Regions from separate parts of the Homo sapiens genome. Here all the other regions are linked to region 3. Evidence: chromatin loops called from intact Hi-C (ENCODE). Cell type or tissue: psoas muscle. All regions are shown on one strand.

What was found. A loop is a pair of places that touch in the nucleus more often than their neighbours do. Peaks named below come from ENCODE experiments on the same cell type or tissue, not always from the same donor. Only the 100,000 strongest peaks of a DNase experiment are listed, where the experiment ranks them.
Region 1: a loop joins it to region 3, with 4 times the contacts of the local background. A loop is called at or near these places in 7 of 110 quality-filtered maps.
Region 2: it touches region 3 in a loop (2.7-fold over the local background); 7 of 110 quality-filtered maps call a loop at or near these places.

Annotation. Positions count from the first base shown.
Region 1 is chr1:119,005,714-119,013,713 of GRCh38, reverse strand. No RefSeq gene overlaps it. Among named protein-coding and RNA genes, the nearest start is that of TBX15, 21 kb to the right of the region's middle. In psoas muscle, a CTCF peak has its summit at 4,844 (motif pointing right); a DNase peak (open chromatin) is centred at 6,823; H3K4me3 peaks cover 1,601 bases; H3K27me3 peaks cover 2,692 bases.
Region 2 is chr1:118,712,413-118,720,412 of GRCh38, reverse strand. It overlaps the pseudogene LOC100421281. Among named protein-coding and RNA genes, the nearest start is that of TBX15, 270 kb to the left of the region's middle. In psoas muscle, a CTCF peak has its summit at 3,437 (motif pointing right); no DNase peak of the experiment used is centred here.
Region 3 is chr1:118,301,646-118,309,645 of GRCh38, reverse strand. No RefSeq gene overlaps it. Among named protein-coding and RNA genes, the nearest start is that of SPAG17, 120 kb to the right of the region's middle. In psoas muscle, a CTCF peak has its summit at 4,524; no DNase peak of the experiment used is centred here; H3K27ac peaks cover 3,078 bases.

The DNA.
Region 1 (8,000 bases), 700 kb before region 3:
CTATTGCTGAAAAAGGAAGCAGAAAAATGCAATAGTATGACAGTGATTTGGAATCAAAAGAGGGTTTTGTTACTGTCTTAGTCCATTTTTTGTTGCTATAACAGAATACCCAAGACAGGGTAATTAATAAATAAAATAGGTTTATGTAGCTCATAGTTCTAGAAGCTGGGAAGTTCATGATGGGGTAGCTGCATTTGGCAGCTTTTGGTGAGGGTCTCATTCATGTCATGTCAAAACATGGTGGAGAAATGGAAGAGGAAATGGGCTTGCGGAAAAAAGGACAAAGCAGTAGAGGTCACCTCACTTTATAACAACCCACTCTTCTCTCTCAGGAGCTAATCCATTCCTGCAAAAACTAATCCATTCCAAAAAAAAGAAAAGAAAAAAAAAACACTCTTGTCTTTCAAGAAAGACATTAATCTGCCTTAAATACTTAATCACGTCTTAAAGGCCCCAACTCCCAACACCATTACATTGGCAATTAAATTTCAACATGAGTTTAGGAGGGGAGAAACCACATCCAAACCATAGCAGTTACTTTTTAGAATGAGAAAAATAATTGCATATTTGGATGGGAGTGATCCAGTAGAGAGGGTGACTTTGATGATTGAGAAGTTAGAAAGGACAATTACTGGAGCAATGTCCTTGAGTAAGTATGAAGGAATGGGATCCAACCTGTTCACATGTAGACAGGATTTGGATGGGAGACCAGAGAAGAGAGAAGGAATATATAGACACAGAAGCAGATGGATTTTTACATGTGGTTAAAAAAAAAAAAAAAGCATGAAGAAGTTCTCTTGTTGCTTCAATTTTATCAGTGAAATAGGAATCAAGGTCCTCAGCAGAGGACTGGGATGAGGGAGGATGTGTTGGAAGTTTAAGGAGAGAGGAGTAGGAGGTGTGAAATAGTCATCTAGGGAAGAGGGAAATGTAGTAGAACTGCCAGGCAGCATTTAAGGGCTCTCTTGATGCTAAGGAACATGAATTTACAATGAGAGCAGTCAGCTCAGTTGATTGTTTTGTTCCAACCACATTCCATTGTGTGGGTGTAGGTGGAGACAGAATGTAGATAGAATTGGATTTAACCTAGAGCTGGGCTTCGCCAGGTGATTGAAACAACGGACAAAGAGGTAAACGACCTGAGTACATGTGCCAGATGCCAGGGTGTGAGTAAGGGTCATGGCATTCACCCAGGGCAAGGCGGGAAGTGAGGATGTGAGGAGTGTGGAGATGTTGAACGATGATAAAAATCAGTTGATTGAAGGTCCTGGTGGTGTCAACAAATTGAGGGAGTGAACTGGAAAGAGAGGCAATGTTGGTCAGAGCTTGAAATTAAGATTATGGGGGTTCAACTCTTGGTAATGACAAAGATCGAGATATGGCCCAAGGAATGACTGTTGATATAGAGTGGAAAACATAATCTCTGGAAGACAGAAGGTCAAGAGTCTACGGTATTATAAGATCATTTACTTCAACATGAAACCACAAAAACTATGCTGGGAGAAGCACTAGAGACAATGATAATGATCCAGGAATAAAATCTTCAAGAAATGAGGGAGAGTGGTCTTGGGAGTCTGTAGACTGATAGCATCATTTCCAAAACCTGGGGCAGCAGGGAAATTAGGGAGAAGAAAGGGATAACAACCTAGAAGTATCAATAAGGAGCAAAGAGGACAATTTCTCTACCTCCAGCTGCCAGTATTTTGTGTAGGCTGGAGCACAAGATTCCCCACAATTCCAGCACCAGCTAGGTAGCAGGCCTGAGCTGAGTCGTGAGTGCGGAGTTTTTCCGTGGTCAGCACTTTGGAAGATTATGTTGGGGGCATTCAGAAACCTGTGGTTGGCCATGTGGCTGTAATTTCTTAAACTACAAATGCTCTTTCATCATTTATGTCATCAGTAAACTTTCATAATTCCACTGTTTAGCCCTACTAGTCTGAATTCTAGTCAAACACATTCATTTTTGTTTTTTTTTGTTGTTGTTGTATTTGAGAGGGAAGATGAGTAAGGAAGGGACTTACAGCTAGTCTAATTCTTCTTGAAAACTTCCTTAGAATATCTCAGAAACTTCCAGATAGGGCTGCTGTCCTAGAACAAGCTCTCTCTCAAGTAAGGAAACCCGGAATATCTGGGGCTGCCCAGGTAGACACAATCCCTCTAGGAATCTGCTGTGATTTCCTTTGGCAGCTTTGTTCCCAAGGTCTGCAACCACTGGCCCACAGTTGCTTTAGGCCACCATTTTGCTTGCTGTGTGTTCCATCTCAGTAATACCACTAAAATGACACCATTTTTCTAGGCAAAGATACTATTCTGCTCTGGATACTCCCAGCTTTTAGAGTTAATTCCTCAGCATGAGCAGCTTTGATTTCCCAGAGCGCACCCACATTAGCCAGCAAGAAGAAAAGAGCATTGAAGTAAGTGATGATGCAGAATCCCTCAAGTCATTTCCAAAAGAGGCATTCCAGAAATGTTTTGAGCAATCATTTTTATAAGCTATAGAATCCCAGGGTAATTTCTTAGAGGAACAACTCTCATTTGTTATAAATTCCGGGGTTTTAAAAGATACATCAGCCCCATTACTCTCTACACAATTTCAATCCTTTAATTCTTTAAAATTTCTTACCTGATCAAAAGGAAGAGCCCTGCCTAGTTACAGTTGCTATTCACCATTATAGGTAGCGTGTATGGCTGAGATAGAAAATACTTCTGATTTTGTGGATTTTGGATCAAACCCAGCATTGTGTGCCTTCTAATTTAGTCAACATTCAATTCAGCTATAGGGGGTTTTTAACATGCTAAAGCAGAAATGTAGTAAATAATCAAAAGGTGAAATAGTCATTACTAAGAAGGCCAGCATTCCATATTATGCTTTACATCCTAGGTGCAAGGTGCTACTTAGATGGCAATTCAAGAACGCAGAAGTCATTCTAGTTGGAAAGCCATAACTTGATCTCCAGTGCCTATGTTTGTGATGGGGAAATTTTCAACGAAAAACACAAAAGAGGAGAAAATAGAATGCTCCTTGAAAACATATTCTATGTCTTATTACACAGTCTGGCACAGGCACATAAGCCTACATGATGCCTTGGCTCCTATGGGAAAATCCAATTGATTGGCATTCCTTTTCCAAAAAATATAACCTTCTGTGAAGATATATTAAGGTTGTCTCTTTCCTGATTCTCTCTGGCCAAGCAGAATACATTTATAGGAAAGGATGTCATGGATGTGCTTGGAATAAGGCCAAACTAGTGCCCCAGTGGATAGAACCTCTGTGATGATCTCATTAGTATCCACACGAACTGACTGCTAACCAGTCATCACAGCTTATGACAGTGCAGCTCAACTCATCCCCTTTTCTGTGCATTCATATCCTAATAAGGTAAGATCAGGAGGGAAAAGTGGTAGTTCTGGAGAGAATGTGGGCAGGAAGAGATATGACCCAATCAAAGGAGGAGTCTGAACAAAAATTTTCCTACCCCTGGACCACTATTACCCATCTACAGGGATACTTGGCACTATCCAAGGGGATACCTGCACATTAACTTCCACTTAACATGTTCCATCTTAAGCTGAATCTTCCCCTTCACCATACTCTAAGATGATTAATCAATGTACCCAGCAATATGCAAGATGTTGTATATAATGAAAGTATTAACATTGAGTCTCTGATCTCATGTTACAGTTCAGTGGGGGAGACAAAATTTAAACTGATTAAACATAGTGCCTCACGATTTAGCAGAAATGGTCTTGCTTTGTAGGACACACATTAGTGCAAGAAACTTGTCATTTTTTAACTAAATGGAGTTAAATTACCAATCCTGTTTGTGCTCCTTTGCTTTACATTTCTCAAACATTCAACCAACAATTATTTGTTGCATGCTGCCTGTTATAAGCAAGGCACTATACTGAACTCAAGAAAAACCATGATAAACATGTAATATTCCAAGGATATTAGTATTGATTAGTAACCCTCCCACACCAAATTCAGCGTGGCATTCTAAACAAATACTTTTTTAAAATATGATTTTAATCTTCTCTTTCCCCTTCTGGTGCGCATTTTCAATCCTAGTACAAAAGCACTGAAAGTATTTTGGTGGAGTGACATGCAAAAAAAACAAAAACAAAAACAAGTTTGTGGTGTAAAAGAATAAACGGTATTAGCACTCTCTTCTGCCCCTGGAAACATGAGGACTCTCTGACTGCTCTGGGGGTTCCCGTTCTTTTGGAAGCCCTCAGCTGGTCTTCAGCAGCAGTGATGACATTAAGGAAAATTGCATTCTGCTGCAGAATTCAGTCCCTTCATCTTTCTCCTTTCTCTAGAGCATGAAGCTAGGGGCCCATAAAGGATCCAATATCAAAAGGAAGAGGGTAATACCACTACATGGAGAAGAAAAAAATAATAATTACCAAATTTCCTGAATAGTAAACAGCTTTTAAAAAGAAGAAAAAGCTGAACCCTTTGATAGCTTGGCCCTTGGTCTGCCCGTGAATGCCTTAAGGATTATATCATCAGACTGACTCCAGCAGCCCGCGCTATTGTTTCAGAAAGAGGAAACTAGAAAGAAGGAAAAGAAGAAGAAAAGGGGATGGGTGGGAGCATGTCTGCCTTTTGGGGAGGAGAGCGTTTGATTTTTGGAAGTGCAGTTATCAAATGTAAGGCTAGAAAGACAAATTGAACAAATTCTCAGTGTCTGTGGGCAGGAGGTTTCTGGGGCCATTTTTTCCTTTTGGGGGGATTAACATAGCCTTTGGATTCAATAACTTTTCTATCACAGATGAAATTAGCTCCGAAGAGAAATAAGCGACCTGAGATTGCCCAGAAATGTTATTCCTGAAAACCATCACCTGGGGGCAGTCTTGGGACTGTTAATTTCCTCTACCTCACTGGTAGATAATTCACTACTTTTTTTCAACGATGTAGTGTTTCTTTATCTGTGGTTGAGGAGTGAGAAAAATGGGCAAGAGAAAAGGAGGCTTAGGCACTAGAACTTTCACTCTCCTCAACCAGCCAGGAAGCGACCCCATGTGAATGCGCAGGACGTTCTTGAAGTCGCAGAAGTTTTCCTTTGGAGCTCTGAAGCGGAGAGCCTCGAAAGCTGGAGGCGGAGGGGTGAGGCCGTACACACTAACTGGTCCACCGACCCTTAAGATCTCCGCGCCGGATGAGATCGAGAAGCCGGGATTCCCAGATCCCAGGAACTAAAGGAGACCTCACCTCCACCCCCACCCCGCACCACTGCACACACACGCCCGGGAGTTCCTGGCCCGCCGCGCCGGGCCAGCCCCTCTGTTCTGAGACCCTTGTCTCCCGCCCACTACCCCGCGGAGCCTTGTCAGCAAAGGAAGACAGGGCGTGGGCCCCGCTAGGGCCCATGTTTAATAGCTCACGAATTCCGGTCGAGGAAACGGAGGCTTCGGCGCTCAGGCCTCCCCTAGGTCTAGCTGCGGCCACAGTTATAAGCTCTGGTTCATAACCAAGAGCGCTTGGTGGTTCTCTCCCGGTGCGTTTCCCGGCCCGAATCTGGGCATCCCCGGGGACCTCACCTTGGGGTGAATCAGAGCTTACCCCCAGGCCACGGAAGCCGACCCAGGCGGCCTGCCTCCTCCTTGGGCCGGGCCGGGGCCGCCGGGCTGCTAGGCGCGTGGCAGCGAAGCTGGATACGGGCTCACTGTCCGCACCCTGCGCAGTCAGGGCCACCAGGCTACCTCAACCCTTCGTGGTGCTTCCCATTCCAAATTAGCATTGAGAGCCCGTGTGACCTTCGCGTGCCAGCGGATAGAATCTGCGAAAGGGAAGCAGACAGTGGCCTTTCCCGTTTCCTGGGCTGTGCGCGGGTGTGCTGGGCCCAAGCGCCCTCTGGGCGTCGGGGCTTCGCCTTGTCCCGTGTGCCTGCGCGGGGCCCGAGCAGCGGCCAGGGCCAGCAGTCAGGCGTGCGAGCCGGAGTACAGGCTCCCGAGAGCAGGGAGGCCGAACAAAGCCAGGTCCCGCTCCACAGAACAGCAGTGGAGGAACACTTCTCCTTCCTCCCCCACAGGGCCACCCCGTCAAAGAACAAGACACCCTCAAAAGTCGGGAAGGGACACTTCCTGAGGGACAAAACGTCAGGCAGAGAACTCAGAGTTCTTCGAAGGGCTTGGCCTCGGCGTTAACCACGACCCGGTCCCGGGAGCCTTGGGCCCAGTCCCCACGCCCAGTGGGCGCCGCACCAGCCGTGCGACAGGAGCCTGGATGCCCAGGAGGCGGCTCCAGGGAACTCACGCGCCGCCCGTTTCTCCGAAGGTTGTGCCTACGGGGCAGGCCTTCCTAGGAAAGAAGGGAAGGGCCGTCGATTTTCAGAATCTAAATATGTTGAATTCAAAACAGCATGGTTTTCCCCTTCTAGAAGACGGAAAAGAGGGTAATACCCGGGTTGGGGTAGACGGGGACACTCAGCCGCTCTTCATCTCCAAGCCCCTAGAAATAAGGCGAGGTTGCCTTTTTGCCACATCGCCGGCTGCCGAACCCACCCGCGAGTCCGGCTCACCTGGGGAGGTAACGCGGCCAGGTTACAGGGGACGATCCCCAGTTCAAAAACCTCGTCAAAGGTCCCCGCGCGTCCCGGAGCGCGTGAATTCACCGGCAGCGTCAGGTCCGAAGTGGCCCACGGACCGAGCGGCGCGTTTGGGCGCAGAGCGGGCTTTCTAGAGGACCTTGGCCAGGGATCTGCCCCGCGGCTCTCCCTCCCCGCAGCCCCACCTTGCTCCGAGCGGCGGCTGCCCGCCCGCCCCGACAAAGGCAGGCGCAGCAGCGGGTCTGCGTCTTAACATCGCAGAGTCGCTGGAGTGGCGCAAGACGCCCTCCTCTTCGTCAGGTGCGGACGGAGCTTCACACGGAGGCTCTACTCTCCTCCAAGACACGAAGAACGTGCAGAGCTGCGAGGTGTGTGTTGGCACCGCCCGCTTCCTGCGCTACAACGGCGGGCGGCTGTAGTCCCTTTCCCGCCTGGCTCCGGCGCGCCGACAGCCTCCCTGCCTCCCCACTGGCGGCAACACTGCGGGCCCGGCTGCTGAGCTCAAGCCTGGTGAAAAAGCTCGCGGCCAGGGCTTTCCCTGAGTCGTACGCAGCCGCCAGATTAGATAATTTAGAGATCCGACGCCACGGGGATATGCGCCTGTCTCTCCCGCACAGGTGCAGTGGAAACGATCATACGCGGTTAAGATTGAGGCTACGTTCCCAAAGACTAAATGGAAAAACAAGAGCGATGTTAGTAAAGGGAAAACCCGTTTGCTTCACCAGTTTAAGGTGAATGTGAAAATGTTTTCAACTTGATAGAGCTAGATGTTTTTTTCTGCTCTCTACTTCACTAGACAGAGCTAGGACGAATGGGCCATTAGGGAGGTAGTGTGCAGTTTTATAATGTCCTCTTCATCCTTAGAAGAAAAGTCTGCAGTTCGCAGTGCCCTCTCCTTGCTGCCTTAGCATTAAGAGAATTGTTATTTACTTCGGCCGCGGGTGCTGGGAGAGCTTGAACGCAGCGGCATCTGGATGAGTTCGGGTGGCATTCAACTGCGACCCCTTACCTTTGCCCCCAAGGCTTCTCGTGCCATTAATTTCCACTGCAGTCTATGGCTGGATTTTCTATTACTTAGGTTATTTTGCCTTCCTCTCCACTCCTTTGTTCTGTACTCACCAATTAGACCCCCAAAATACAGAATCCCAATATTGGTGTACCTCTCTTTTCTTGGCCTGGATTCAAAGTCGCCGTCCAGGAATGTGCTTGTACCTACAGATTCCTATGCTAAGGCTGCTGAGCGTCTTCCACTAGCTCCGCTAGGGAGAGAGTCTGAGCATTTCATACCGTGAAGTATGGATTGGATTTTACCGACTATTCCATGAAGCCACAGGCAACTGGGTCATTTGCTGCTACAAGGCTGGGATAGTGTCTGCTGGCCTGGTTACACGGATATAGCAGATAAGTTGGTAAGGGCACATGAAAATGACTGTTAAAAAGCTAAGTGAC
Region 2 (8,000 bases), 410 kb before region 3:
TGGCACATTTTTTTTCCTCAGCTTTTTGCTCATCTGGAATGCTTAAATTTATTAACTGGATTCTGTATTTCTCACATAGGTGCTCTCATCTGAATATTGTCATTATATCAGTGTTTTGGTAGAGGAACAAGGGCTAGGACTTCTTACTCGATGATCTTTCTGATGTTACTCCTGATGAAGATATTGTTGGAGAAGCATGGTGGCTCATGCCCTTAATCCCAGCATTTTGGGAAGCCAAGGCGGGCAGATCACTTGAGGCCAGGAGTTTGAGACCAGCCTGTCCAACATGGTGAAGCCCTGCCTCTACAAAAAATACAAAAATTAGCCAGGTGTGGTGGTGCACTTCTGTAATCCCAGCTGCTTGGGAGGCTGAAGCACGAGAATTACTTGAAACTGGGAGGTGAACCAAGATAGAACCACTGCACCTCAGGCTGAATGACAGAGCAAGACCCTGTACACACACACACACACACACACACACACACACACACACACACACACACGATATTGTTAATGTGCTTTATATCTCTGCAAAGTTGATGGAAAGTTGCAAACTTTACAAGGGGTTGAGGTTGATTGGCTAAGGGGTGATGACATAACTTTGGAAGTTTATGTGAAGACTAGTAGAAATTAATCAGATGGCTTTGTTACAATGGCCATGATTAGATGTTCACTCAAGCTTACCTATTATTTTCCTTTTAAACTAGTGGTAGGATTGGGAACATCTCACTGCATATATGTCAAACTATTTACTAAAAATATAGAATTTAGAAACTTTTTGATTATGGCATAGCATAGTGTCGGGATTATCTTGGAATGTTAAAGCATGGAAAGGTATATTTCTTCCTAAGGGCATAGTCGATGTTTATTTGTTTACATATTTATTTGCACAAGCTTCACAAGTAATTTTGATGTAATGGTCAAATGACTCACATAGTTCATCTATCATTCATTATTTCATGCTTTCATGACAAAGTTTGTAACAGAACAGGACTGCTTCATTGCCAACATTAGATGTAGGGAGAAAACAAATTCCTTTTGAATGCAGTAGTTTATTTTTTATTTTTTCCTAATCTGAAGATGCCAAGCCTATGAAAAAGGATGTTAATTCCCTATCATTGGATGGTTCTGATCTCCCCTGCCATTTTCATAAATACATTATGGAAACATAAGCAAGCTTCAAATTCTGTTAAAGAAGTGTGTGTGTGCGTGTGTGTGTGTGTGGGGTTGAATATTTACGTACACACATACAGGCTGAATACTCTTTATATGAAATTCTTGGAACAAGAAGTATTTTGAATTTTAGATGTTTTTCAAGTTTGGAGATGTTTGCCTTATACTTACTAGTTAAGCATCCCAAATCCAAAAATGCAAAGTCTGAAATGCTCCACTGAGCATTTCCTTTGAGTGTCATGCTGGTACTTGAAAAGTTTTCGATTTTGGAGCATTTCAGCAAGGGGCACAGCAAGTGCAAAGGCACTGAGGCTCAATGGAAGAGGGCACATTGAAGGGACTGAAAGGTGGCTGGAGAGCAGAAAACACATCTGGATGTGTATTGGTGAGAAGCTTATCTGCTTGATACATATATATATATATATATGTAATTGTTTTGACCCTTTAAGAAGATTAATTGAAATATCTCCTTTGCTGCCCTCTCTACTTTAGCTTCCTCTTTTTTCTGTCATAATCAAAAATGTTTCCTAGTTTTTTTGCAGAGGGTAGGGGGAGCTAATTGGGTCACATAGAATGGAACCTTAATACTTGCTTAAATTTAGACTTAAAATATGAATCTAAAAGAATGTTTTATGAGCCCAGACAAAATATAAAGAAAAAATTTTATATTAAGAATTCCGAATTGTCAATCCTCTTGACCATCTTTTGAGTAGATATGATTGGGTTTAGGCTGGTACGGTTAACAAAAAAACAATTAGTCCCTTAGTAGTATAAAAGACTTTTTAGAAAAAAATTAGGCGTGTTTTCCAGTATACTCAATGTTATTGGTTGAGGAAAGGAATGGCAGCACAAATTATGAGGTGGCCAGTCCTTCACTTCTGAATGCTAACCTACAGGATGATACTTTCTTCTGACTTTTCTTAATAAATTATAAGATTTAAAGTCATAGGCATTCTGGTGGTTTGCAGCCTCATAATAACCCTTCCAGAAGAACCTAAACTAGTCTCAGGTAATTATTTGTCTTTCGAATCTAATACCTTTTCTCCACCTTGCCAAGTCATTTGATGTGCGCCAGTTGGTGGAAGGAAAATTATAAATACCATTACCATCCGTCACTGCTGCAAATCACTGAAGTGGGATCCCTCTGCCTGTGTTTATCTAGCAACCAGTGTTGTGTTGCTAGTGTGAAGCTCACCCCACATGAACTCTTCAATCATTTAGCAGGACCTTTCAGCTTCTCCTTTAGGAGCAAGATCCAGTAAACATTTTAAACTGTCACTGTATCTGTGAGAGTTCATGTAAAGAAAAGAGAGTAGACACATCCCAGATACAAAAACTATCCAAGCCCATTCCCTATTCTGCTCATCTAGCAAGGGCAATAGGCTTCCATGAATATTTACAAGAATTTTAAAATATGAAGTTGTTTATCAACATTATTTCCTGATTATCCATATAATAATAAATTGCAGGTATTCTCTAGATATATTGCACTGTGTATAAACTTTTGTGCTGTTCTAGGATTAAATCATTCTAATCATCTCCTGTTTCTTCTAAGGAGGACTTGTGCTTATAACTTAACTATGTTACATACCTGATCACATGCTTTTAAAATCAAGTTACTCTCTTCCTTAAAGCCCTTCAGGGGTCCTCATCACTTACAGGATACAGTATAAAATCTGAATTTCTTAGCATGGCGTCAAGTCTCTTTATTTTACTTCTTTACGAGTATTGCTTCTATTTTCTCCTTTTTTAGGACAGTCTTCCTTCCATTGTTTGCCTTTTCCATCCTTGTGAAGCTTTGCACCTAACCCCTTTATCATGTGTTTAGAGAAGTATACATCAAATCTTTGTCACTTGTCATAAGCTGCCTTGAATTCTGGTAATTTTTAAAATGTGTGCATGCCATGCCTGGAGAGACAGCAACATGCCAATTTTTGTTTGTTTGGTTGGTTTTTGTATTCTTTGTGGTATCTTGCAGGCTAGAGGTGTGTGGTAAGTAACTCTTGGTAATCACAACAAAAATTAGCATAATGGTTAGTAATTTTGTACACTTTACATGAATGCTGAGCAATAAATAGGTCAACATCAGTCAACATTTCTTTTAATTCTTTGTTTTTTGAGTGGTATGCATCAGTTATATTAATATGCACATAATTATTTTTAAATGCCTTTTATTTCAAATATTAATAGACCTGTAATGTATATATTTAAAATAACAAAATATTCTTGGTGTGGTGCATATATTGGCCACATTGGTCACTAGATGGCACACCACAAGCTCCTGTGGGTCAGTTACACAAGCTGACCCATTATTTGAAGAAAGACTGCAAAGATTCGGAGCAATTTTCCTTGGGAAAAATGTCATCAGAGTGATATTCAGTAAGTGTATTTCAAAGTAAAAATTATATTTGTAATGCATACTTAAACTTTTATGACACATGTGAAGGTGAGCTGTATAGAATTGTTCATTCAACAGCTAATTATTGTTTTAAAGAAACTAGGTATTAGGTACTATGTCAGGCCCTGAGGAAGATAGCAAGATAATAAGATCTGGGCCCAGCTGAAGTTTAGATAAGAGCATAAAATAAGAGCTTAAGTTTCTACTTTACCTTCCAAGTGGTGACTGTGATGCTGGAATGGGGATTCCTTCTGGAATGGAATCTCCGATTTACAGGAATCCCACCAAGGTCTCTTTTGCAATGCAATTTGTCTCTTTGAAGTCTAAATTACAGTTTAAACAACTGTATTAAATAACTATATTCCTTTGTTGCATAAATATAAGGAAAATTATCAGTGATGGCTTAAGTTTCTGGCCTTTGTGTATCTATTTTACTTTTAATTTTTATGGATACATAATAGCTGCACATATTTATGGGGTACATGGGATATTTTGATACAAGCATGCTATGTGTAACAATCAAATCAGGGTAACTAGGATATCCATCACCTTAAACATTTATCATTTCTTTGTGTTAGGAACGTTCCAATGCCACTCTTTTAGTTATTTTGACATTGATGAGTATAGTCACCCTATTGCGCTACCAAACACTAGACCTTATTCCTTCTATCTAGCAGTATTTTTGTATTCATTAACCAACACTTCTTTATCCCCTCCTTCCCACCACCCTTCCCAGGCTCTGGTAACCATCTCTTATTCTCTATCTCCATGAGGTCAATCTTCTTAGCTCCAAGATATAAGTGAGAACATGCAATATTTGTCTCTCTGTGCTTGGCTTATTTCACTTAACATAAGGCCCTCAAGTTACATGTTGCAAATGACATGATTTCATTTTTATATGGCTGAATAATATTTCGTTGTGTATATATACCATATTTTCTTTACTCATTCATCTGTTAATGAATACTGAAGTTGATTCCATATTTTGGCTGTAGTGAAGAGTGCTGCAGTAAACATGAGAGTGCAGATGTCTCTTTGATATACGAATTTCCTTTTGGATATATAACTAGTAATGTGATTGCTGGATCATATGATATTTCTATTTTTATTTTTTTGAGAAATCTCCATACTGTTCTCCACAGTGGTTGTATTAATTTACATTCCCATTGACAGTGTAGGAGAATTCCCTTTTCTCTACATCCTTACTAGCATCCTTTATTACTAGTCTTTTTGATAAAAGCCATTTAAACTGGGATGAGACATCCTGTAGCTTTGATTTGCATTACTTTATGATTAGTAATGTTGAACAATTTTTCATATACCTGTTGGCCGTTTATATATCTTCTTTGAAAAAATGTTTATTCACATCTTTTGCTAATTTTTAATCAGATTGAGGTTATTATTTTGTTTTTGCTGTTGAGTTGTTTAAGCTTCTTATATATTCTGGTTATTAATCCCTTGTCATATGGGTAGTTTGCAGATATGTTCTCTCATTCTGTCTTCACTTAATTGATTGCTTGCTTTGCTGTGCAGAAGCTTTTCAGCTTGATGTAGTCCCATTTGTTAATTTTTGCTTTAGTTGCCCAAGCTTTTGAGCTCCTATTGAAGCAATTTTTGCCCAGACCAATGTCATGGATCATTTCCCCCAATGTTTTCTTCTAGTAATTTTATTGTTTCAATTTTACATCTAAGTCTTGTAATCACGTTGATTTGATTTTTGTACATGGCAAGAAGTAGGGCTCTCATTTCATTCTTCTGTATATGAATATCCAGTTTTTCTAGCATTATTTATTGAAAATATTGTCCTTCCCTTAATGTACATTCCCAGTGCCTTTGTTGAAAATAAGTTTTTTGTTAAGGTGTAGATTTATTTCTGAGTTTTCTATTCAGCTCCATGGATCTACGTGTCTGTTTTTATGCCAGTATCATTGTTTTGGTTACTATAATTTTGTAGTATAATTTGAAGTCAGGTAATATAACGCTTCCAGCTTTGTTCTTTTTGCTCAGGATTGTTTGGACCATTCTGAAACTTTTGTGAGTCCATGTAAATTTTAAGATTATTTTTTCTATTTGTGAAGAAGGTCACTGGTATTTTGATAAAGATTGCCTTGAATACTATTAGAACTGATAAACGAATTCAGTAAAGTTGCAAGATATAAAATCAACATACAAAAATCAGTAACATTTCCACAGGCCAACAGTGAACAATCGGAAAAAATAAGCCAAGAAAGTAAGCACATTTACAATAGCTACAAATAAAATAAAATACCTAGGAGTAAACTTAACCAGAAAAGTGAAAAATCGCTATAATTAGAACTATAAAACATTGATAAAAGGAATTGAAGACACAAAACAATAGAAATATATTCCATGTTAATGGATTGGAAAAATTAATATTGGTTATATTCATATATATATACGCATATATATACCCAACTTATCATGAAGTTGGAGCATGGCAGGAGCCAAGCCCATGGAGCATGGGTTCCTTCACTTTACCCATATGTGTATGTGTGTGTGTATATATATATGCATACATGTATATATATGCATATATATGCAGGTATATATATGCATATATATGCAGGTATATATATGCATATATATGCATGTATATATGCATGCATGTATATGTATGCAGGTGTATATGCATATATATGCATATATATGTGTTGCTTCACTGAACCCTTATATATATGCATATATATATATGCATATATATATGCTTTTATAAAGTCAAGGAAATTTATTTCCTGAGGTCATGACACAGGAAGTCGAATCCTAGCAACTTCTCATAATGAAGAGGAGCTCTCATAATGAAGGTCAGAGTGCTGATTGACCTGCCAGGTGGACCACAAAGCTGCAGTCTGTGTTATCTTATTACAAAACACTCAATTACCTTTGTTTAGTGTTAAAACCGTGGAGTGCCCAGAGCCAAGTATCAGCGAGCAGATCCTGAGCATGCTCTGGATGCCAACCAGGCCCCAGAGAAGCAGCCACATACAGAGCCAGGCAATGCCAGGTTTCACTGTGAGAACTTGAGAAGCAGGGAGAGCATCAATAATTTATAGAAAGTCCTGCTACTGGGTCAGATTGAGACAAACCATTGCGTGATGGAGTTTGCATCAGCAGGCTGAAGATGTTTCTGGTTTTTTATCATTATTATTTGGGGCTCCAAGAGAGGGTCTTGGGGGCCACCTGAGCCCTGAAATTGGGAAATTTCTCATAGCTGCTCATGTCAGGAGCCTTCTTACTGCTGCTGGTGGTCCACGGTGTGTCCCATACCACAAAGCCTCTGAATGCACCTTGGACTCTTCATGCACTGGGGAGTTCATGTATACCTGCAGCACCTTGCTATCTACCACATCAGCCAGGTATTCCTCCTCTAGGTTGAGGATGTGGTCAATGGCTTTCTCCATGTTCTCTGGGAGCCTCATCATGGTGCCACAGTTGGGGTTTGGGCCTCCTCTCTGTGGGAAACAAATGTCAACTTTGAATTCATCCACGATTTTGGATCCATGATTTTTGCTGCAGGCACCAGTGATGTGGGATGTCCAATGGAACGTCCTCAGAATCCATCTGCTCAAGTTCATCCATAATAATCAATATAGTATCTTGTGTAGCTTCTGTATTCTTTTTGTACCCTGTGATGGTAATTTGGTCCTGGGGCTGCTTCCCATCATCCTCAACAGTAAACTGGATGTTCACGCCATGCTCCAAGCAGATTTGGGTAACCATTGCCCCATCTCTCCCAATAATCTTGGGATGGCATTTGGAGTCTTCAATGAGACTCCATTTAAAACTCCTTAAAGCCCAGTCCTCCTGTCCAGCCTGCAGCTCCTTCATTTTTATATTATTAATTTTTCTGCCACAAGTAGACTTGGAGTAAATGTAGGATAAGGAAGACTCACTACCCACATCTTCTGATCAAGAAAGGACTTATCATGAAGTTGGAGCACGACAGGAGACGTGTGTTGCTTCACTGAACCCCAGTTCCAGGGATATATTTTCTTTCTTCTGGATCTGCTCCCTACTGACCTTAACACATCCCTTTACCTCCTTAAACTTTAATATCAACATCTGAGTAGAGGTTTGCTCTAGGCCTGCATCACAGTACTAGTGCCTTTATTTTCATCTGTGTCTTCATTTCATCTTCATGATCTCTCCCTAGCTTAAAATTCTTCAGTAAACTTCCATGACTTTCAGGTTAAAAGTCTAGTACCCAGCTTGTCACACACAACCCTACATAATCTTGTCACATCAACTTTTCTAGCCTCATGGCCTGCCACTTCTTCTTCTATATCTTGAGTTACTATTTGCAGTTTCCCAAACAAATTATGCTATTTTTACACGTTAGTTCTCTGCTCTCAACACCTTCCTTCCCCCCTACTCCTCATATATCTCACTAAATCCTTATTAGTCATTCATT
Region 3 (8,000 bases):
AGTGTCCCAAGCACACTTAAGGTGGGCTAAGCTAAGCTTTGATGTTTGGTAGGTTAAGCGTGTTAAATGCCTTTTTGACTTGATATTTTCAGTTTACAAGTCAATCCAATGTAACCCCATCCTAAGCATCTCCATATCCATTCTACTGTTTTTGCTTTGTTTTTTTGAAACGGTATCTCGCCCTGTCACCCAGGCTGGAGTGCAGTGGTGTGGTCATGGCTCGGCTCACTGCAGCCTCAACCTCCTAGGCTCAAGCAATCCTCCCACCTCAGCCCCCTGAGTTGCTGGGACTGCTAGGCATGCCACCACATCTGTCTAATTTTTGTATTTTTTTTTATGCAGACAGGGTTTCACCATGCTGCCCAGGATGCTCTCCAACTCCTAGGCTCAAGCGATCCACTTGCCTCGGCCTCCCAAAATGCTGAGATTACAGGTATGAGCTGCCACACCCAGCTCCATTTTACTGTTGATAGACATTTAAGTTGCTTCCGCTTTGGACTTATTATGAATAGTATTATATTGCTATAAACATTTGTGTGCATGTCTTTGGGTGAACATATGACACTCTATGGCAAAGGAAATGAATGCAAAACAGCAATTCACAACAACATAAGTTAATCTTGGAAGAAGGAATATATACTTAAATAACTTTTTTTTTTTTTTAATTTGAGACAGGGTTTCTGTCGCCCAGGCTGGAGTGCAGTGGCACAATCTCAGCTCATTGTAACCTCCACCTCCCAGGCTCAAAGCAATCTATGATTCCACTTTTTTTAAGGTGCTAAAACTAGAAGTCATGATAGTGGTACCTTGGAAAGGAGGAACTGACAGGGAGGGGTACTGGGGACTTTATGGAGTATAAGTAATATTCTATTTTTTGACATGGATGGTGGTTACATGTCTGTATTTATTTTATGATAATTCATATAGCTGTATAAATCTAATGTACATTTTTCTGTATGTGTATTATATACACTTCAAAAGACTTTTTTAAAGTCTGTATGTGTATTATACACACTTCAAAAGACTTTGAAAGATGGTGGTTACATGTCTGTATTTATTTTATGACAATTCATATAGCTGTATAACTCTGATGTACATTTTCCTATATGTGTATTATACACACTTCAAAAGACTTTGTTTTTTAATGTAAGATTGTCATCAAAATAATGTAAATAAATTGTATAACTTTAAAACCTAGTAGAGGAAAAGGAAGAAAAAATGTGATTAAACAACAAAAGGTAGAAAAGAGGAAATAAAATAGACTTTAAAAAGCAATACTATGGCACAAATAGTTTAAGCTCAAGAACTGCAGAAATGTGAACAGGTTACATATCTACCAAGAGACAGAAAGTGGTGAAATTAATTTTAAGAAACTAGCTAAATGCTGTTTATAAGAGACACAATTAATATGCAAAGAATATTTCAAAATGAAGAATGTTATGATATATATATTAGTTATCTTTGCTGCTGTAACAAATTACCACCAATTTAGTGGTTTAAACAAAACGAAAGTGTTACCTTCCTAGTGTGTAGGTTAGAAGTCCAAAATGGGTTGCACTGAGCTGAAATCAAGACACTGGTCAGCAAGACTGCTTTCCTTTCTCAAGGCTCCTCACTTTTTCCAGCTTCTAAAGGGCCTCCCACATTCCTTGGCTTGTGATCTCCCTTCCCCATCATCAAAGACAGCAACGTGGGTTAAGTCCTTATCATATCACACAATCCTGAACTTACTTCTGTCATTACATCTATTTCTCTGACTCTGTTCTTCTGCCTCCCTCTTCTACTTTTAAGGGTCCTTGTGAATGCATACCCAGAATAATCTCCCTATTTTAAGGAGAAATCTTGATTCCATCTGCTACCTTGATTTCCCTTTGCCATATACTATAACATATTCACAGGTCCTGGGGATTAGAATGTGGACATCTTTAGGAAGTCATTGTTCTGCCTACCACAGATATATTGGGCAAATAGTTACCAAAGACAGCTGGTATAGTAGTAGTACTATCTGGAAAAATTGTGTTTAAATCAAAATATATTAGTAAGAAAAGGGAGAAACTACAAAATGATAAAATCTACCAAGAAGATATACAATGTGATTGTCAATAAGAAGTAAAGCCAAGACTTGGACCTAGGTTTGTGTCTACTGGTCCAATGTTCCTACGAACAAAAACCTCTAAAAAACACAGACTAATAAAAACTTCTACTTGAAGCCCACTGTGCAAGTACTGGGAAATTTCTTGCCAAAAATGAAAATAATAATTATAACCTACACCATAGGGCTGTTGTAAAAAATACCTTAGGATTGAGGCACACTGCAGCTATCATATAAATGTTAAATAAAAATAATGTTTCCTGTATCCTTAGTAGGGTTGGGCAAATCCAGATGTATATTATACTTTTCACATATTTCAAAATATTTTCAAATGTTTTGGTTCGGGTTCAATAAAAACCTCAAGTACATTTTGCCAAGTGCTTTTTCCATTAATTATTCAATCCATTTGTATTTCAAGGGAAATTCAGTCCACATGTTTCTAATTCATTTAGCACTAACTCATCAAAATATTGTTTTTCTCAGTGCTATTTTCTGTCCAAAAGGCTTTTCGAGCCTTCTCTTCCTATTTTTATTTCTTAGAAACAAAAAGATAAAGCTTGCCAAGGGCAAACCCTAGTAAACTAACAAAAGATTTACTAAACACTGCCTCTAGAATTCATTGAGTTTGAAAAGACTTCTATCAATCCACCCTGGTCCATATCACTTCTCTCAGCGACTCCCCGGCTTCCTTGCCTTTTCCTTTCCTTTGACCAAGTTCTGTTTTGCTCATATTGTCCCATTACAGATTTCAGGTTTTCTATCACCCAGCATCCACAGGCCTAAAGACACCTTAATCCTCTTCCCAAATCCCTTCCCTTTAATAAAAACCATCCTAGGCTGGGGCCAGTGAAATAATCAATTTGTATCTCTTTCCAGAATATTCTCATGGGATCCATGGCCAGGCTTAAAAATAGATAACTTTTTTTTTTTAAAGTCTGATATTTTTATGTGTGTACTTTGTATGTGTGTGTCTGTGTGAGAGAGAGAAAGAGAGACAGAGAGATACCTTATGTGTGATTGATGTCTTAACTGTGCATAAAGGGCGCAGAAGTTGATGGTATCTTCATTCTGAATGCTCCAAAAACAGCACAAGCTGTACTTATGGTTCCCACATCATTTATGGAGTATTCTTGCCAAAAAGGTTTAACCTGAACTGAATCATAAGGAGATTGTGGAACATGCTACAAGATAACTTGTCTGAACTCTCCAAAAATGTGATGTCGTGAATGACAAAAGCCATCAGGGAATTCTTCTAAATTAAAGGAAACTAAAAAGACAATATAACTAATTGTAATATGTTATCCTTAATTGAATTCTGTATTTTAGAAAAATAGTTATAAAAGGCATTCTTGAGACAATTGGAGAAATTTTAATATGTTACATTTCTTAAGTATAATAATGATATTGTGATTACATAGAAGTGGGTCATTTGCTTAGAAAGTAGAGTTTGAAATATTTAGGGGTGAAGTGTCATGCTGTCTACAACTTTAAAGTTGACTGTTTCACCACATAATGCCAAGTACGATATGCATAAATGTTAGTTATGTTAATTACAAATAGTTTAGAAAATACATATATGTATAAATGTATATACATTTGTATATTTATGAAGAGAGAGTAAGTAAATATGAAAAAAATGTTAACAGTTGGTAAATCCACATATACCTACTCGCACGAACATACACCTACACCCACAACTATACACACACACATACAAAGGAAATGTGGTTGTAGACTTCTAACAGCAAATTTGTAAAATTCATCTCAAATCAGAAGTCAATTTGCCTTTTAAAAAAATTGAAATATTTAGATTTTCGAGGTTGACTGATTCACCATCTAATGGTTACTTGTAATATGCATAAATGTTAGGGTTTTAAAATTTATTTTGATGATAATATTGCAAATGAGTGTTGTTGCTGTATGTGCAAGTAGACATTATGAAACAGGTCATGTCAATGATTAATGGAGTGATGGGCTCCTAAAAGTTAAAGGACCACGTGGAAATATGTGTATATACATTTTTCCTGGTAGACTATACATAAAATTTACAAATGTACAAAGGAAACTAAGAAATGTTCAAACTGCTTTAAGTATCTAAATGGGTATTCTTTTTATTAAGAGAAATCTCACAAAAACCCCCAATTTGTCATTGCTAATAATGCTTGTGGCACTTTATAGCAAGGAGTTCACAGAAGCTAGTAGAAGCCCTTTAGTAAAACTGAAGCCCTTTCACCAGTTACACCCAATAGGTGTCAACATGTGTAGAAACTGCTTCTTGAGAGGCTCAACACATTGGAAAGATATTTAAATGATCACTTTAGGAGCCAGGAAAAAAGGAAAGGGAGATAGTGGGAAAATTAGTCAGCCAAGAGGTTGAGCTTGTGCCTTTGAAAGATTGCAGCATGCAGCCCCCCAGAGTATGAAAGGAGAACTGACTGTGCCTTCTAATTAGAACACGGCGAACCTTTGCAATGTGACTTTTCTTTTGGAAGGGGATTTGGGACATCACTGGTTTATGTGACACAATGTACACCAGGTGGTCCTAGTTAGGTGAGGGGTTTAATGTAAAAATAATCCTTCTTTGGCTTTATTCAGTACAATAAAACCACTAAGACGTTTTCCCATATGAAGTATTTCTACAGGCACATTCAAAATGTTAATCCCCTTTTTTATATGCATTTTTCATGACTCCTAAGACATTTACCAGGTTGGGAAATCTGCAAAAACTGGTCCCTTGACAAAGTCATGGATGCTTTTTACCACAACAGGTTTGTTTTGTTTTCATGTGAGTCCAACGTACTTTCATAACATCTTTGACTATGGATGTCACAAATAGGATCAAATATTATTATCCTAACCTTACTACTGAAGGCAAGGGTCTCACAGTGACTCATAAAGGCTATCAAATTCTGAGTTAGTATTGCACCTTCATACCGAAGAGAGCAGTCTAGAATTTGCCCATGCTGAACATTTTTGTAGCATAAATTTCTTCTAATGAAACCAGTAATGAACAGTTTTGTTCTACAAATATAAAATAATACAATATGTATTGTTCATATAGGTATATATGTGAACATATCTATGATACAATATTTGATATTTGGGTCAATCATCTGAGGTCCTGAGCATTTCTGGAGTGTTTATAGAATCTTCACTGAAAGATAAAAGAATAGTCAGGAGGGATTTACTTTTACATGCTGAGTAGAGTGAAAGTGATTCAGACCTAGATTTTAATTTTGAAGCCGTCATTATTATTATGTGACCTTGAGAAAAGTTATTCAGTCTCTTTGAGCTTTTTCTGTTTCCTCATCAGTAAAATGCCAAACACTGTGACCTCATTGTATTTTTATGAGAACTGAGTGAGACATCTTTTGATTACTGTCATTTAATTAGATTACTCAATTAATTCTTTTCCCAACATCCTTCATAGCAGAGTTCACCTGCATATCCCGGCCATTTAAAATAAAAATACATACTCTCTTTTCTATTTCAAGTGCCAATCATCCATATGAGTACATATGGGTATTTTAGGCACAGCAAAAAGAATGAAACTACAGCTTTTGTTCATGTCCTATACCACATTAGTAAAAGTGTCAGGAAACAGTACATATGATTAATGCTGCTGAAATGGGCAGGAAATTATTCAGGTGGATTCAATCAACCCAGCCAAACATATAGGTAGCTTATTAAAATTTAGACAAAAGTCTACAGGCACTTAATACATAACGATGACTCTAGATCTAAATTAAGAGCGCTCCCCACCCCCATACACCCCAGCCCTTGCAACTCACTTCCTGGAAGCAGCCACTCTTCTTATAACTAGAGTTATTGACCTGCTTTTCAACTTTTTTTTCCCTCTCTGAAAGAAAGACACGTGACCTTTCCTAAACCCTAACCCAAACCCGCTGCTGAAACACTGTGCCATTGAGCTGGCCCTTGAGGCTGTCTCTTACCATAGCAAAGGCAACATGAAATTGATGTGCTGCTTATTTTCAACTACACCTTCAGACCTGTGCTCTCCTCGATGTGGATGAGAATTTTGAAGAAAAAGAGGCACAGTATAGATTTAATGGAAAAAGATAGTTATCCTGGAAAAAAAAACAAACAAACATAGTTTTCTGGATAAGGGTTCTTGCACTTAGCTCACTGGATGTGCCTTAGATATTTAAAGCAGTCATTTCAGATACACAAGGTAAAGTGCTTTTCAAAGTTAAAGGTCTTGTGTTTACTATTACTGCAGCAGGAGGCAAGGGCTTTTCCCTTCCTGCTCCTTAGATCACTTCACCTAGTCTCAGGAGAGACAGGCCTCCTCCACTGGCCAGCCCCCAGCCTGAAATTCCCTTAATCATCACTAAAGAGTTCACTCCTTTTAAAATCAGTCAAGAAAGACAGCTTCACATGGCAGTAAAAGTCCAGTTCTGTGATTTACCAGGAATAGGACCTTAATAATAATAAAATGACCTGTCTGTATAAAGTGCCTCCCATTCAAAGAACAACAAATACATTTGTGCTGTGTGGGTCATTTGAGAATGCAAGAAGAGTAATGATTTTTAAATAGAAAATTAAATACAAGACTAATGGTTACAGTGTTAATTGACACATCAGTTGTAGACTCTGAGTAACTGTGAGGGTTAGATATGATCAAGAGCTGTGGAAAGTCTAATAGATCAGGTTTTAGTTCTAGTTCTTGCATTCACAAACTAGGTGCTCTTGAGAAACTTATTCAACCTCCCAAGGTCTCCATTTTTCTCATCTGTAAAAGGAGGGTATCAGCTTGGATCAGCATATACTAAAGTGTGTTCCCGGGAGCATGCATTCTACAAATTTTGCCTCCCTACCCTTACTTCCACCCCCATAAACATAAACAATCTTTTGTGACATCCATTTGTTATACAAACTTATGTTGTAAACATCCAAAAGAGGTATTTATGTTCAACATTTTCTAAAATTATTTTCCTACAAAATCATTTTTTGAACCAGGAAGGCAACAAAGTATTTAGCTGGCAGCATACCTATATCTGTACTAGTGAGGCTTTTAAAATTTGTTTTATTATAGTATTATTTGGTTGCCAGATATACTGAAAACAGAAAATGGGCAGTTTCAGCCTACTGCATTAGTTATTTTCTCCTCAGTTAATAGCAATTTTGATTCCTCCAAGCTGCCACTTGGCTTTGGAAGGTCTTCCTGAGTCATTCACCAATTGTCTCAGTTAAAAATAGTCCCCTGTCATGTGGGAGCCATCATGACCAACAGCAAGCATGACCTTATTTAACATTACACACGCAGCCCATGAGCTTCTTTCTCTTAGATGTCTTTGAAAAGACCAGCAAAATCTAAAAATTAACCTGGGTAGTGCAGATATAAGCCATTTTCAAGTAAGGCAGGAAAAGACTTTTCAAAAACAAAAAACACTCCTGACATAAGACCCTTGAAAATGGTGGGGGGCGGGGCAGGGGTAAGGTTGTAGAGGGAATTTTTTCTTGTTAATTTGGTTTTCCTGTTTTGTTTCATTTTGTCCTTAAACACTGAAATAATTTGTGTAACAAAAAGCAAATGCCGTTCTTTGATAGAATGGTATGGTGGTGGTTTCTGAGGGATGAAGGAAGGGGGAGTGTACTCTGCTGGCATGCATCTCTAGATTCTTGCCGAAATTTTACCACTTGCTCATTGTGGCTATGACCCAATCACCTGCCTTAGTGTGTATGTGTGAGTGTGAGTGTATTTTAATGATTTTTAAATTTTAAAGTATTAAAGTACTACAAACTCAACTCACAAACTTCAGGAAAAAGAGGAAAGACTCACTCTTAATACCACTATCTAAACACAGGAATTATGTTTGTGCATGTCCCTCAAGTCTTTTAAAATATGCTTATTATTTACATGGTTGTAATTCTAATGCATGTGAAA